Regions from separate parts of the Homo sapiens genome. Here all the other regions are linked to region 2. Evidence: chromatin loops called from intact Hi-C (ENCODE). Cell type or tissue: GM12878. All regions are shown on one strand. Each heading gives the region's core, and the rest is flanking DNA. Links, peaks and the distances in the headings are about the cores only.

Region 1 (4,303 bases), core at 96-4,095, 160 kb after region 2:
GCTCCAGTAGCCACATGTGACCAGCAGCTACCAAACTGAAGGGCACAACTCTAGACCCTAGCCTGGCTTCTTTTCTTTTACACTGCGGAGCTGAAAGCCTCTGTTCAAATAAGAAGGTAATGTATTGCTATTGCTGCTGTAACAAATTCCACAAACTTAGTGCCTTACCATACACATTTTATTATCATACAGTTCTGGAGTTCCGTCTGACATAGGTCTCACTGGGCTAAAATAAAAGTCTCATCAGGATTATCTTTCCTTCTGGAGGCTCTGAGGAAGAATCTATGTCCTGCCTTTTCCAGCTTCTAGAAGCTACCTGTACTCATTGGCCCTTGACCCCCTTCCTCCCTCTTCAAAGCCGGCAAGGATGCATCTCAGACGCTCCCTCTGATCGTGTTGTCCTCTGACCATAGCTGGGAAATGTTTCTCAGTTTAAGGAGATTAGATTGGATCCACCTGAATAATCCATGATAATCTCCCCATCTCAAGATCCCTCCTTTTATCCCATCAGCAAAGTCCCTTTTGCCATGTAAAGTAACACATTCGCAGTTTCCAGGGATAGGGACCTGGACATATTTGGGAGATCATGAGTATGCCTACTACAAGTTTGGTTTTGTTTTCATTACAAAGACAAAAGAATAAATATTTGAACTTGAGGACTTGGAGAATCTATCAGGTTACACTGGAAAAACATTGATTGCCTTTTTCCCTCAAGTTCATTCAGAAAGAACAAAAACTTCTTCCCTTGGATAAGAAAGACACAATCACTTTCATGAAGTTCCACCCATATCCCAGGATACGAATTTTTTCCTCCCACATGACACTGACTCTTCATTAAAAATATTTTAATGTCTTCTAGATGCCAGACATATACCAATCCTAAAAAATAACCACAGCCAAATAGCAAGAGGAAGATTATGGCATAAGGCGATGGTTCTTTTCAAAGGTAAGAGGGTTTTTAAAAAATTACTATTGTTTTATTTTGAAATATTTTTTCATGTTGGATGCACACTAAGAGCATGACATCTTTCCCCAGAAATGTTACTAATGAGAAGAAATAACCTAGGAAGAACCCAAATAAGCAATAGCAATTTTTAAAACCTTTTATTTGTCAGAAAAATATCAGAGTCATTAACACATGGAGCCAGAGATCAAAATAGAAACATAAGGCCAATACATTTGAGACTTTCTTAAGGACATAATTTTTAAAGACTTAAAGATTGTGAAGTAAGTATGTTTATTTACATATATCAATGCATCTTTTGATGCTAGCTTATTACTTGCAAGTGTCATGCCAATAATGCATATTGTCTGTCACCTGGCTTATGGCTTTAGCCCCTTTTGGAGGATAATCATAAAACCAAAAACTGTTGGGGCAGGAAGGAACCGCAGACAATGCAGTCCAGTCCACTCATTGTGCAGATTCAAAAATAGGCCATTGGGGAGGCCAAGTGACTTGCTCAAAGTCTTACAAGTAACTAGTGGCTCAGCCAAAGCCAGACCCTAGACTACAAACTGTCAGAACAATGCTTTTGACCTGTTGGGAAGGGGTGAAATTCTCCCTAGCCACTCATTCATTCATCCATCCATCCATCCATTCAACCAGCATTTGCTGAGTGCCCACCACATGCAAACGCTGTTCCAGGGCTGGAGATGCAGAAGAGAACAAAACTGGGGGCCTTCTGCCCTTGGGGGTGAAGAGATAACAAATATATACTTATGCCAGGTGGTGAAAGGGCTAAGAAGGAACATAAAGCAACATAAGGGGCTCACTAGTGATGGAAGGTTGCTGCTGTTCACAGGTGGTCAGGGAATACCATATGGATAAGGTGACATTTGAGTAGAGAGTAAATTTGGAGTAAAATTTAGAGTATGTTTAGAATAGAAGCGAATTCTAAACAGCATGGATATCATGAAATGTTAATAGAAAATTCCAAAAACGATAGTGAGGATGTATATGAAGGGGAGGCCAGTGGGAATCAGTGAAATAAGGAAGCAGGTGGCTTAAACAGAGAAGGGACGCTGGTGGTGGCAGTCTGCAGTCTGCTCACCTGAGCCTCCATGCACCTAAGCAGGTGTGACCTCAGAGGAACCCCCTGGAACTCACCTCTGCTGTCTGCCTGGCACAGGTCCAGGTGGCGCCTATGAAGACAGGCCCCATGACCACAGGGGAGCAGTTCTGGCCTGAATCTGAGGAGGGAACCTGGGCAGAAAAGGATTTCCTTTTCAGTAACCAAAGAACTAAGAAAACCCTCCCGATTCCGAGTGGGGATGGAGGTGGATGAGCCAGCAAGAAAGGACCTCAAAGGTCAGGCCAGATTAGAAGCCAGGCTATTTGAAACAAGGAAGGGAAGCGACTGAGAAACAGTTCAAATCGTCAAGCTAATTGTGCCCAAGGAAGCTTTTCACAAAGTGTAATTCAGGCTTTTTTAAACCATAGACTGTGTTGCTGTACCACCTTGAGGCTCCAAGTAACACTGCAGCTTTAAGAAAGCAGAGTTGGTCATCAATGCCGCTGGACTTCTGTGGTCTCTGCCCAAAGCCTCCTTCTCACTGTGATAAAATTCTATGTACCCCTGGATTGGTGGCAAGCACCGCCCTGTAGTGAACCCCACGGGAGAGACTGCAGGGCTGTTTTCGGGACAGTAGCGAACTCAATGGCTGCCACTCAGCCCTGTGACGCTAAGACCAGCCCAGCCTGGCTGAGAGGTGCATAGGCACCACTGTCTAGGGCAAACTGCCAAGATGGCCATCTTAGCCTACCCCGAGCTCCAGCACCTCAGATCCTGTCCCTTCACGCTCAATCACAAGGCAGCTTCTGAGGCCATCAGACGTCCCTACTCATGGCTGAGGACCACAGTGGCCATTCAGCAGCTTTGCCTTCCTCTGCATACCCTGGCCAATGGTGTCCTTCCCTGTGCCGGTATTTGCTCCTGCTAGAAACTCTGGCTTAAAGCCCCCTCCTCCATCTCTTCCCTCATCCCACCCCTGCACTCTCCTCCTCCAATCCAGTCCCTTGGCAGGACAGCAGGCACTTCCTAGTTACAGACTCGGGGTTGGGATTTGGATAGCCAAGCCTCTGTGTCAGGAGACGGGGCGGGGGTCCAGACGTGGGAATAGGGACTGGTGTAGTGGGGTGCAAGACCGAGGCAGAGATAAGACAGGCAACTGCAGCAGCTTCTCTCTGCCTTCCTCGGTGGAGAGCAGTCTTCCCCTCACCCTAACCCACCCCAATTTTAAGAGGCGAAAAAGAAAACCCAAGTAATGTGTGCTTTTCAGGAGGCATTTCGGGACACAGAAAAGTTTTCTGGCTTTTTTTTTTTTTTTTTCTTTTTAATAAACTACTTTCATTTGTGCCTAAACATATTAACCTGCATACTATTTCTTTTTTTTTTTTTTTTTTTTTGAAACAGAGTCTTGCTCTGTTGCTCAGGCTGGAGTGCAGTGGCAGGATCTCGGCTCACTGCAACCTCTGCCTCCTAGGTTCAAGTGATTCTCTTGCCTCTCAGCCTCCCGAGTAGCTGGAACTACAGGCATGCGCCACCAAGCCCAGATAGTTTTTGTATTTTTTTTTAGTAGAGACGAGGTTTTGCCATGTTGACCAGGCTGGTCTTGAACTCCTGGCCTAAAGTGATCCACCCACCTCGGCCTCCCAAAGTGCTGGGATTATAGGTGAACCACCACACCTAGCCTAAACATTATTTCTCTTCGAAGTTTTCTCTCTTGTTTTTGCAAAAATTCCAGAAGCCACCTTGTTAATACACCCACAACCTCTTTGATCAAATCTTGTTGAATAATATATTTGAAATTAATTTTCCACCATGAAATACAATATACATTTAAAATAGTATATAGAGGATGTGTGCAATCTGAAGAAAGATCATAAATTAAAAATCCAGGGGCATAGAATTCATAAACAGAATATTACTAGTACCTTAGAAGCCTGTGTCACATCCTCCTCTCTTCCCCCACCTTTAAAGGTCACTGTCACTATCAGGAAATCACTATCCTGAATTTTATATACAATTTATTTCTACCCTTTTACCATAGAATTTTAGCTTGTTTTTTGAATAGTCCAGAAAAATAGACAAATACATGTATAGCCCTCCCTAAGAAATTTAATATGTATTCTGTTTTTGCTTGGAAATTGTTAGGTTTTTTTGAATCTGTGGATTATCATCTTTCATTTCCAGAAATTTTCCAGCCATCGTCTTTTCAAATATTAATTCTGCCCCGATTCCCTCCTTCTTCTCCTTCTATACTTTTTAGGCATGAGTTAAATCTCCTTTCCCTCAAGGTCACT
Region 2 (4,303 bases), core at 151-4,150:
AAGGCAAGGCAGTGGGAATGGCCCATGCCATGGAGGAAATAAGAAGGTGCATTTTCTGTAGAAATTTTTAAAACTGTAACAAAACCAACTAAAGATCAGTGTGCTTTTTATTATCATCATAGGACTGCAGTGCAATGCAGTTTATAAGAGCCTGTTACATATCATGCTAGAGAACTTCCCCAGCAGTAAACAACCAAATTAGCTGGGATCCATGAATTAATTCATTCATTTATTAAATACCTCTTTTGAACAAGACATGGTGCTATGCACTGCAGATAAAGGAAGGAACAGCACTGGCACTGTCCCGACCCTCATGGCATTTATACTTGGAGCACAGGAGCAGGAATTCTACAAGTGTGCAAGTTGGCATGATATGCATTTTTCCTCCTTGAGGAGGTGCCATTTGAGTTAGACCTGAGTGATAAGGAAGAGGCAGCTGTGCAAAGATCTAGAAGAAGAGCATTCCAGGCAGAGTGACCATCAATGCAAAAGCTTTGAAGCAAGGACAAGGTTAATGTGCCTGAATATTGTGAATGCAGTTGTGAGTGGAGAGAGAGGGGGTCAATGAGAGAAGCAGGGATCAGGCACTATGCGATATCTTTCAGGCCATCCATTGTAAGGAATCAGAATTTTCATCTGGTTGGGAAGGGAAAGCACTGAAGAGCTTGAAGCAGGCAAGTGATATAATATGACTTGTTATTTACAAAGACCTCTCTGGCCTCTGTGTGGAGACAGAGAGGCAAGACGGGGAGCAGGACATCAGTGTTGGGGCTGTTGCATTGGTCCAGACAAGGGACGGTTGATATGCCTTGAATGAGAATCTTAACAGTGGTTATGACGAAAATAGCCAAATTCAGAAATTGACAGGACAAGACTTACTGATCGATTGGACATCAGCGGCGAGTGAAAGAGAGGACACATAAACAACTCCCGGTTAAAATTTTGGATTGGACAATTGAGTGGATGGTGAGCATCACTTACTGAGACATTTTTTTCTTAGTATATGTTCCATTAAACTGAAAAAAATTAAAGTTAATCCCCCTTTCTTAACTTCCTTCTACACTGGCAAATAATAATAATAATAATAATAATAATAATAATAATAATAATGAGAGACATATTTTTCAGTTAAATGACATTATCAAATTAGACTACTAGAAAATACCATAGATCAAATCATCTGGGAATTACCACCCCAGAGCATCCAGGACTGAACTCAGACAGGCAATTTGATTGGCTCACAATGATATCATAATTCTATTTCAGGGCAGAACTGGAGGTCTGCCTGTTGATGCCCAGAGCCTGAGGTCTGGCCACCCACGGGTCCCTAAGCCCTCATCTAGATTCATGCTGTGCTGAGACCATTCTGTGAGTTGATAAAAGGCTGTAGGGTGGCTGGGCCTTAGGGTAGAGGGTTGTGTAATGCAGTGCATAATGGCAGTGGAGGTAAGATTAGAAACCAGAAAATATATGTCAATGTGGTCCGACCCCTTTCTGGGTTCACATCAAAATCCCCGTTTGCTTTCCAGAAAGTAGTGGTACAAACCATTATTCCTGTTCATGAGCTCCTTGGGACAGTTCTTCTAGGACACAATTCTCCCTTGCACTAGAAACTATTTTAAAAGTAAACAACACCAGACACCACTACTTAAAGAAAGTCTGGCTCTAACATCCTTCTCAGAAACATTTTGTTGTTGTTGCACAAAAAGTGGCCTCATTACAAAGAGCTTTATTCACAGATCTACAAAGAAGGTAGAGACCATAGGGTCACACACCCAGGAGACAGAATTAAACAGTGTCTTTCCAGAAAGGCAGCAATGAATTCCAAAACAGATTTCAGCTATGAAGATAGATTTTTGCCTATTGCCTGCAATAGGAATAGGAAAACCCTCATGTGTCTAGCGTAATAATATAAGACTTTCAAAGGGCATGGTATTTATTCAAACCACACCATCAGTACAATCTGCAACTCAAATTGCAATGTCAATTTTCCCTTATTGTGCATGTTTCCAGTGCAGTGCCTGGAGCTGAAGAGTGGTGGGGCTGTAAGTCAACCTCTTCGGCTTTGGCCAACTCCTTTGGGTGTTTTGAAGGCATCTCCACCACTTGGCTCATAGCATGTGTCTGATTAAGCCATTGTAATAGGATAATGGACAATCTCATATTGTGGAATCATAATATGGCATTGTAAGATGGACCCAGAGAATCATATCAACGCAATTCTCAAGGGTGGAGTACACACACACACACACACACACACACACACACACACATATATATATATGCACACACACACACACACATATATATGTACACAGTATCTAGACTACAGCAGGCTAATAATTTAGTGGGCAGTATCGCATAGTGGTTAAAGGCTTGGACTCGAGACAGACTGCCTGAGTTCACGTCCCATTTCTCTCATTTACCAGCTCTAATGTGAAACCTTGGCAAGTGTTAAACGGCGTGACAAAAGTAGAACGTATTTCATGGGATTGTTGAAATGATGAAATGAATTAATACACATAAATGACATAGTACAGCACCTGGCAAATAGTAGGGACTATTTGGTATTATTATGATTACACTGCACACTTTTAATCTAAGGCCACACTTCATGTGTGTCCCCTTCATGACTTCATGTGCTGTCAGAAATCATCCTAGAGAAAAGGATGTGAGAAACTAACATGCAATGAGCCTCTACTCAATACCAGGAACTATTCCAGAGAATGTACATGTGCACTATCTCTAAGTCTGAGTCATTTCCCCAACTGCAGTAGCCCATGACTCAAGTGGGGAGAAGTGTGGTATGATCCAGGTACTTAGTATAGCCTTGCCTAGATTTAAAACCTGACTCCACCACTTACTAGCTGTGTGACCTTGGACGAGTTATTTCACCCTCTAAACCATCATTTCCATATCTGTAAAACAGGTATAACATCTAACATTCATGGTGCTTCTGAAGATCTAACAAGCTGACATATGTCTATGACAGTGGCTGGCACAGTGTGGGTTCTCAGAAGCAATGTTGCTCCTCTAGTTACTTCTTAGCTTTTACCTCCAAGGGAACTGGTAGCCTTCCCTGGAAGAACCCAAGGCCAATAGGCATTTTACTATTTAAACATAATTTATTCTTTCATGGAAAAAACATTTTAAATCATTACATGTATAGTGAAAGAAAAAGTAAATTATGTAAACATCTGGAAAGAGTCTTAAATTTCCAATAGACATATGTTTTCTTACTTAGCATATATTCACCGTTCAGCCCCATGTATTTGTCAATACAGAATTTCCTTTAATTCCCCCGTAACTTAGTTGTTTTAACCAAAGAGTAAGAGTTAATTGGAGCAAAGAGAAAGATGAGATGATGATCAGCAGTTCTGAGATGACAGGGATTGATGGCTTTCTCAGTAATCTGTGGGGGCTCACCCTGACTACTCATTCTGAAATGAATCTGTAGCTTTCTCGACCAAATCTTACAACTTTGAGGGATAGGCATTTTATAATTTTTTTAATCTTTTTTTTGAGACTGAGTCTTGCTCTGTCACCCAGGCTGGAATGCAGTGGCACAATCTTGGCTCACTGTAACCTCCGCCTCCCGGGTTAAAGCAATTCTCCAGCTTCAACCTCCCGAGTAGCTGGGATTACAGGCACATGCCACCAAGCCCGGCTAATTTTTGTATTGTTTTAGTAGAGATGGGGTTTCACCTTGTTGGCCAGGCTGGTCTTGAACTCCTGACCTTGTGATCCACCTGCCTCGGCCTCCCAAAGTGCTGGTATTACAGGCATGAGCCACTGTGCCCGGCCGGCATTTTACAATTCTAAAGATAGGAGGGCTGTGAAATGGCCCTCAAGGAGCTAGGCTATAAGGTGTCATTATGTTTGGTATCACTGTCCTTTCCTTTTGGTTCCAAGGCAGTGATGGGGATGTACATTACACCATATCTAAAATTAAAGATACCAGATCTAAACACATGCCTCTACCTACTGAAGCCTGGCGCTAGACCAGTGACTGACCACAGCATACAAGGTCAGCTGGTATTGTTGAATTATATAAATTTGGGTTGGATTGGGTGGCAGAAGGTGCCAGAGCCCAAGCAGACTGATATGAGGCAGAGCTTACCCAGGACTACCATTGGCGTGGCCAGGTACTTGACAAGGCAAGTGGGCATTGGGGCCAGGAGGGAGAAGCCAGCAGGGACAAGGCGTGGGCTTGCAGAGGTACAAAGCCCAGTGCTCCTTACTGGAAGAGGATGCTTGTTCAGTCTTTTAAATGCAATACACCCTTCTTATGACACAGCAGGAT
Region 3 (4,303 bases), core at 96-4,095, 50 kb before region 2:
AAGTAATAGTTATTCATAATCATTTACTGGTGAAAATCAATGTTAATAATTGAGTATATGATATCTGTATATATGTATATAAATGTATGCACATGTGTATCTTGCTTTTATTTGATGTTATAAGTATTTCTCAATAAGTTATCTCATAAGTATTTCTCAATAAGTTATCTCAATATCATCAATAAATACGTTTTATCATCAATAAATAGAATCTTCCTAAGTAGAAGTTTGATTCTGTTTTTGGTTGTCATGTTTCTTTTAACACCCACAGTTATTTGGTGGCACTAAGAATAAATCACTAAACTTTTTATTCTAAATCCCAAATTATGAGAATCGTAGATGGCCTCATCCTATCTCTAAAACCCACCCAATCCCCAAAGCTCCTGAGGGTTAGAGTCAAAAATAGAAAGAATTAGGGTTCCAGAGACGGCAAGAATTAAACATATCACTTTTTTTTTTTTTGACTTAGAAATTCAGTGGTTTGTTCTTTAGGGACAGAAAACATCCATGGTATCAAAAGAGCCACAACAAAATGTCCTACTTCCCACTTTAATAGCTGCACCCCATAATTTTCTCAGCCATTGCCCATTGTTGGACATTAAACTTGTTTCCCACTTTTGGCTCGCATAAGTAACAATGCGATGAATTTTACTGGGTATGGATCTTTCACTGATTTCCATATGTTATCCTTAGGCTATATTCCTAGAAGAATTACTAGATGAAAAGGTAAAACTGTAAGGCTCTTGATTCCTATGTTAAGCTATAATTTATAGTCTTGCAGCCAACACAATCTTCAAAAAAATGTAACCTTTTATCATCTTAAAGTGGGCCATTCAACTTCCTCCTCACCAGATCCAGTAACTTCAGTTTCTTTAAACTTTTAACTTCTCCCCAAGGAGAGATGGGATTCCAGGATCTCAAGGAATTACAATCAATCCTGGATGGAGAAGCCTGCATATGACAAGACTCCACAAATAGGATGGAAGAGCATTTGGAGTCCATTTTCCCAGGAAATCACAGGCTGCCTGGACATGCTGTTCTCAAATGTATATTCTTCCCAGCTCTTGAAGGACCACTATCCCTGCTTCCACCATAGAAAAGGGAAAACAGATGCAACGACCATATTGATAAAACCCCAAGCCAGCATGATTGTTCTGGCAAACACAAATGTAGATACAAAGGCAATGGGGCTTAATATATTTTAAATCAAGGCCATCCCAACTGATATGTATTTAGTCTATTTGTAGACATTTCAACAAATAGGCACGAAGAGTCTGATAGTGCCAGGCACTGTGGTGATGCTGGGTGTGCAATAGCCAACCGCATAGGCACAGCCTCTATCCATGCGGAGTTTAGTTTCTGTGGGTAAGTGAGTATGTACAAGAAGTGCCATGATGCAGTCAGAGGGGGAAGCCTTCCTGCCCAGCTGGAAAGCCTGTGGACGACACAATGCAATCTGACCTTTCCATCATCAGCCCAACCAGCCCCACTCCCATGCCCTCCCACACCTTCAGAAGAGAAATCTTTGTTCATTTCTTTTACTTCTCTGCACATCACATGCTATTGAGAAGCACTGAGACAGAGCACAATCAAAGAGGCAAAGCACTGGATTTCACTGAGACACCAAATCTGAAAACAGGAGAGGAGACAGCCCTTGCTGACCCCTTTCAGCCCCCACATTCAATGTGTCCACAAAGGTAGACAGTAAACAGGAAAACTCACCACCACCCTCACTGTGACCTACTATCTTGGAGGCCAGACTGGCAAATCTCCTATGCAAATAAAGCCTCTTTGCTGGATGTCTAAGGCAGGTTTTATTTGCAGAGCAACTGACCAAATCCTGGGGCTCTGATGAGAGCCCAGACCTTCCCGGACCTCTCCGCAGGACCCTGGGTCGTCCTGAGCGTGTCTGCTCATAGTGCTAGTCTGTCCAGGGGTGTTTGTCATCTGCTTCATTGTATGTCTGTTTGTCTGTTTGTCTTCTCTCCAAATCTTTAGCAATTCAACAATAAACACCAGAAACCTAACTCTACTCAAAACATTCACAAAGGCGCTGCAACCATGCTTAATGGCATTGAAGCGAAGGAAGTGGGGCTGGGGGAAACAGGGTGTTGGTGGGTGTTCCCAGTTCCTATGGTCACAGCCTTAGCCACAGCCTTGAAACACACAGTATCGGGTTCTCAGCTAGCCCCCTTGGCGGGGAGAGCTGGGAGTTTCTGACCTCCTTTGGGGTTAAGGCTGCTGGTCTCAGTCTGTGCGTAAGCGAGTGGTCACAGTCCTTAATTGCAAAGGGGAAGTGGTCAGAAAACACACTCTGTCCTGGCAAGATTGATAACTTGTAAGATACTTTGGAAGAATGCCAGAAAGTAACACTGAGGTTGTCTATGAAACTAAATATACATACATCACTTACAAGTTTGCTTATAATTTCCAACATGTTCTGAAAAGAAAAAGAAAGGAAGCAGAGGGAAAGGAATTAGAGGTAGAGTTCACAACAAAGCCAATAGAATTCTCTGCCATTTCCTTTTTTGAGTGAAGAGATCACTTTAAAATAATAACATCTAACAAATCCAACAATTACTATGTTCAGGGTCCTAGTCAATGCATTTTACATGTATTGACTAATTAATTAATCATAATAGTTTTAGACACCAGTCCTTTATTTAAAATAAATAAATACTCCCATTTTATGGATAATGAAACTGAAGTCCAGAAAGTTAAGTCATATATAGGATCCCTAAGATCTAGTAAGTACTGGAGCCAGGATTTGTTCCCAGGCAAATGACTCGAGGTTAACACTAAACAATTACACCCTGCTAAAAGGGCTGAATAATTTCTATCAAATTCAAAATGAATTATCCCATGGCAAAGGGACATAGGATTTGGATCATGCTGCTAATGAAGTTGTTGTTACCAAGATCAAGACACAAGGATCAAGAGCAGTTTTAAACTGGACACTGAGGCTCAGTGAGGCCCATAAGCTGGGAAGTATATTGCTTTGGCGCTACCTTCACATTTCTTATGAAGAAAGCAATCTAGAGAAAGTCAGTAAACTTTGACCATATGAAGTTTCCAGTTTGATCTCGAATGTTGTTTCTGTTTGGGGCCACCATGCTATCTGAGCTGTCATTTTGTTACCTGACTGAAGGTAAAGGAGTTATTGCCAGGGCATGCTGTAATATTCCTCCTGGAGTTCAAAGTAGTTAAGTCTAGAAATAAAATAAAACCTTATAAGCTAGTAGACAGTGAAATTGAGACCACAAAGCACACTTGGTGATCATATGCCCACACTTTGTCTTCCAGGAAAAACATGAGAAAGAGTGATTCTGTCTTTATGAGCTGGCTCTGCTTGAAATGAAAGTGAAGGGTGAGGCTCCCAGTCTCCACTTTTCATCTCTGAAGGCTGGTGAACTTTCTGGAGACTGCCTGGAAGCCTGCATTGGGGTGACCTACATACTGCGTTAAGTCCAACAACAGTTTATGGAGTATCCACTGTATGAAGAAGGCCATGCTAAATACTGTGCAGGACACAAAAATTGAAAAGACAAAGGCTGAGCCTTCCAAGAGCCCATCGGGCTAAGAGTCATAACTGTCTGCATTGGAAGTCTGGCTGGGAAACAAGTCCTGAGACTTTGAGTTAGAGGGGAAATAAATGAAGAGATGGGAGAAATGTCTGGGGATTGTGAGGTTTGAACGGGACTGTGCAAGTGAGTAGAATGTCTTTAGGTGAAAAAGGGAAAAGGAAGAAGTTTAAGTTGAAGAAAATACCTAGAGCCAGAGGCGAGGTGTGAGAAATACATGGTGAATCTTGGACTAACAGGGGTAGGCCAGCACTACTGTGAGCCCAGAATGGGTCTGAGTGTGTGCATGCCTCCCCTTTTGCACATGTGGGGAGAAAAGGTGTGTATATTCTAGCAAAGACTGAAAACGAAGGCCTAGCCAATGCTGTGTAAGGTCTCAAATGCTGGATAAAGGACTAACAACTTTATTCTGCATGTCAAGGAGGTGGATGGGCATCCAAGTCTTTGAGCATTGAATGACATGATCAGGGATATAATTTAAGGAGACTTTAAATGCCTTAAAAAGTGCACCCTAGTCATAGGTCATAGTGACCCTAATCATCAGATCCAGAGGCTGACCTGAACAATAGCATCCCTGAAGTCTGTTTCTGGTGCTGACCCAGTGTGGGTCTTCAGATCGTAGGACAAATGTACAGGGTCAATCCCTGGGGAATAATAATATAACTGATATTTCACCAACAATGTAACATGGTAGACAACCGGTTACCGTGCGACATTGAAAA

Evidence for each region. Peaks named below come from ENCODE experiments on the same cell type or tissue, not always from the same donor. Only the 100,000 strongest peaks of a DNase experiment are listed, where the experiment ranks them.
Region 1: a loop joins it to region 2, with 3 times the contacts of the local background. A loop is called at or near these places in 6 of 110 quality-filtered maps.
Region 3: a loop joins it to region 2, with 5 times the contacts of the local background. A loop is called at or near these places in 4 of 110 quality-filtered maps.

The regions. Positions count from the first base shown.
Region 1 is chr13:42,332,406-42,336,708 of GRCh38, reverse strand. No RefSeq gene overlaps it. Among named protein-coding and RNA genes, the nearest start is that of AKAP11, 62 kb to the right of the region's middle. RefSeq lists an enhancer at 2,369-2,438. In GM12878, for the core only: a CTCF peak has its summit at 2,457; a DNase peak (open chromatin) is centred at 2,238; H3K27ac peaks cover 727 bases.
Region 2 is chr13:42,496,452-42,500,754 of GRCh38, reverse strand. No RefSeq gene overlaps it. Among named protein-coding and RNA genes, the nearest start is that of LINC02341, 74 kb to the right of the region's middle. In GM12878, for the core only: a CTCF peak has its summit at 2,028; DNase peaks (open chromatin) are centred at 2,764 and 3,389; H3K27ac peaks cover 2,562 bases.
Region 3 is chr13:42,546,834-42,551,136 of GRCh38, reverse strand. No RefSeq gene overlaps it. Among named protein-coding and RNA genes, the nearest start is that of TNFSF11, 25 kb to the left of the region's middle. RefSeq lists an enhancer at 1,737-1,786. In GM12878, for the core only: no CTCF peak of the experiment used is centred there; DNase peaks (open chromatin) are centred at 1,726 and 2,236; H3K4me3 peaks cover 1,078 bases; H3K27ac peaks cover 2,283 bases.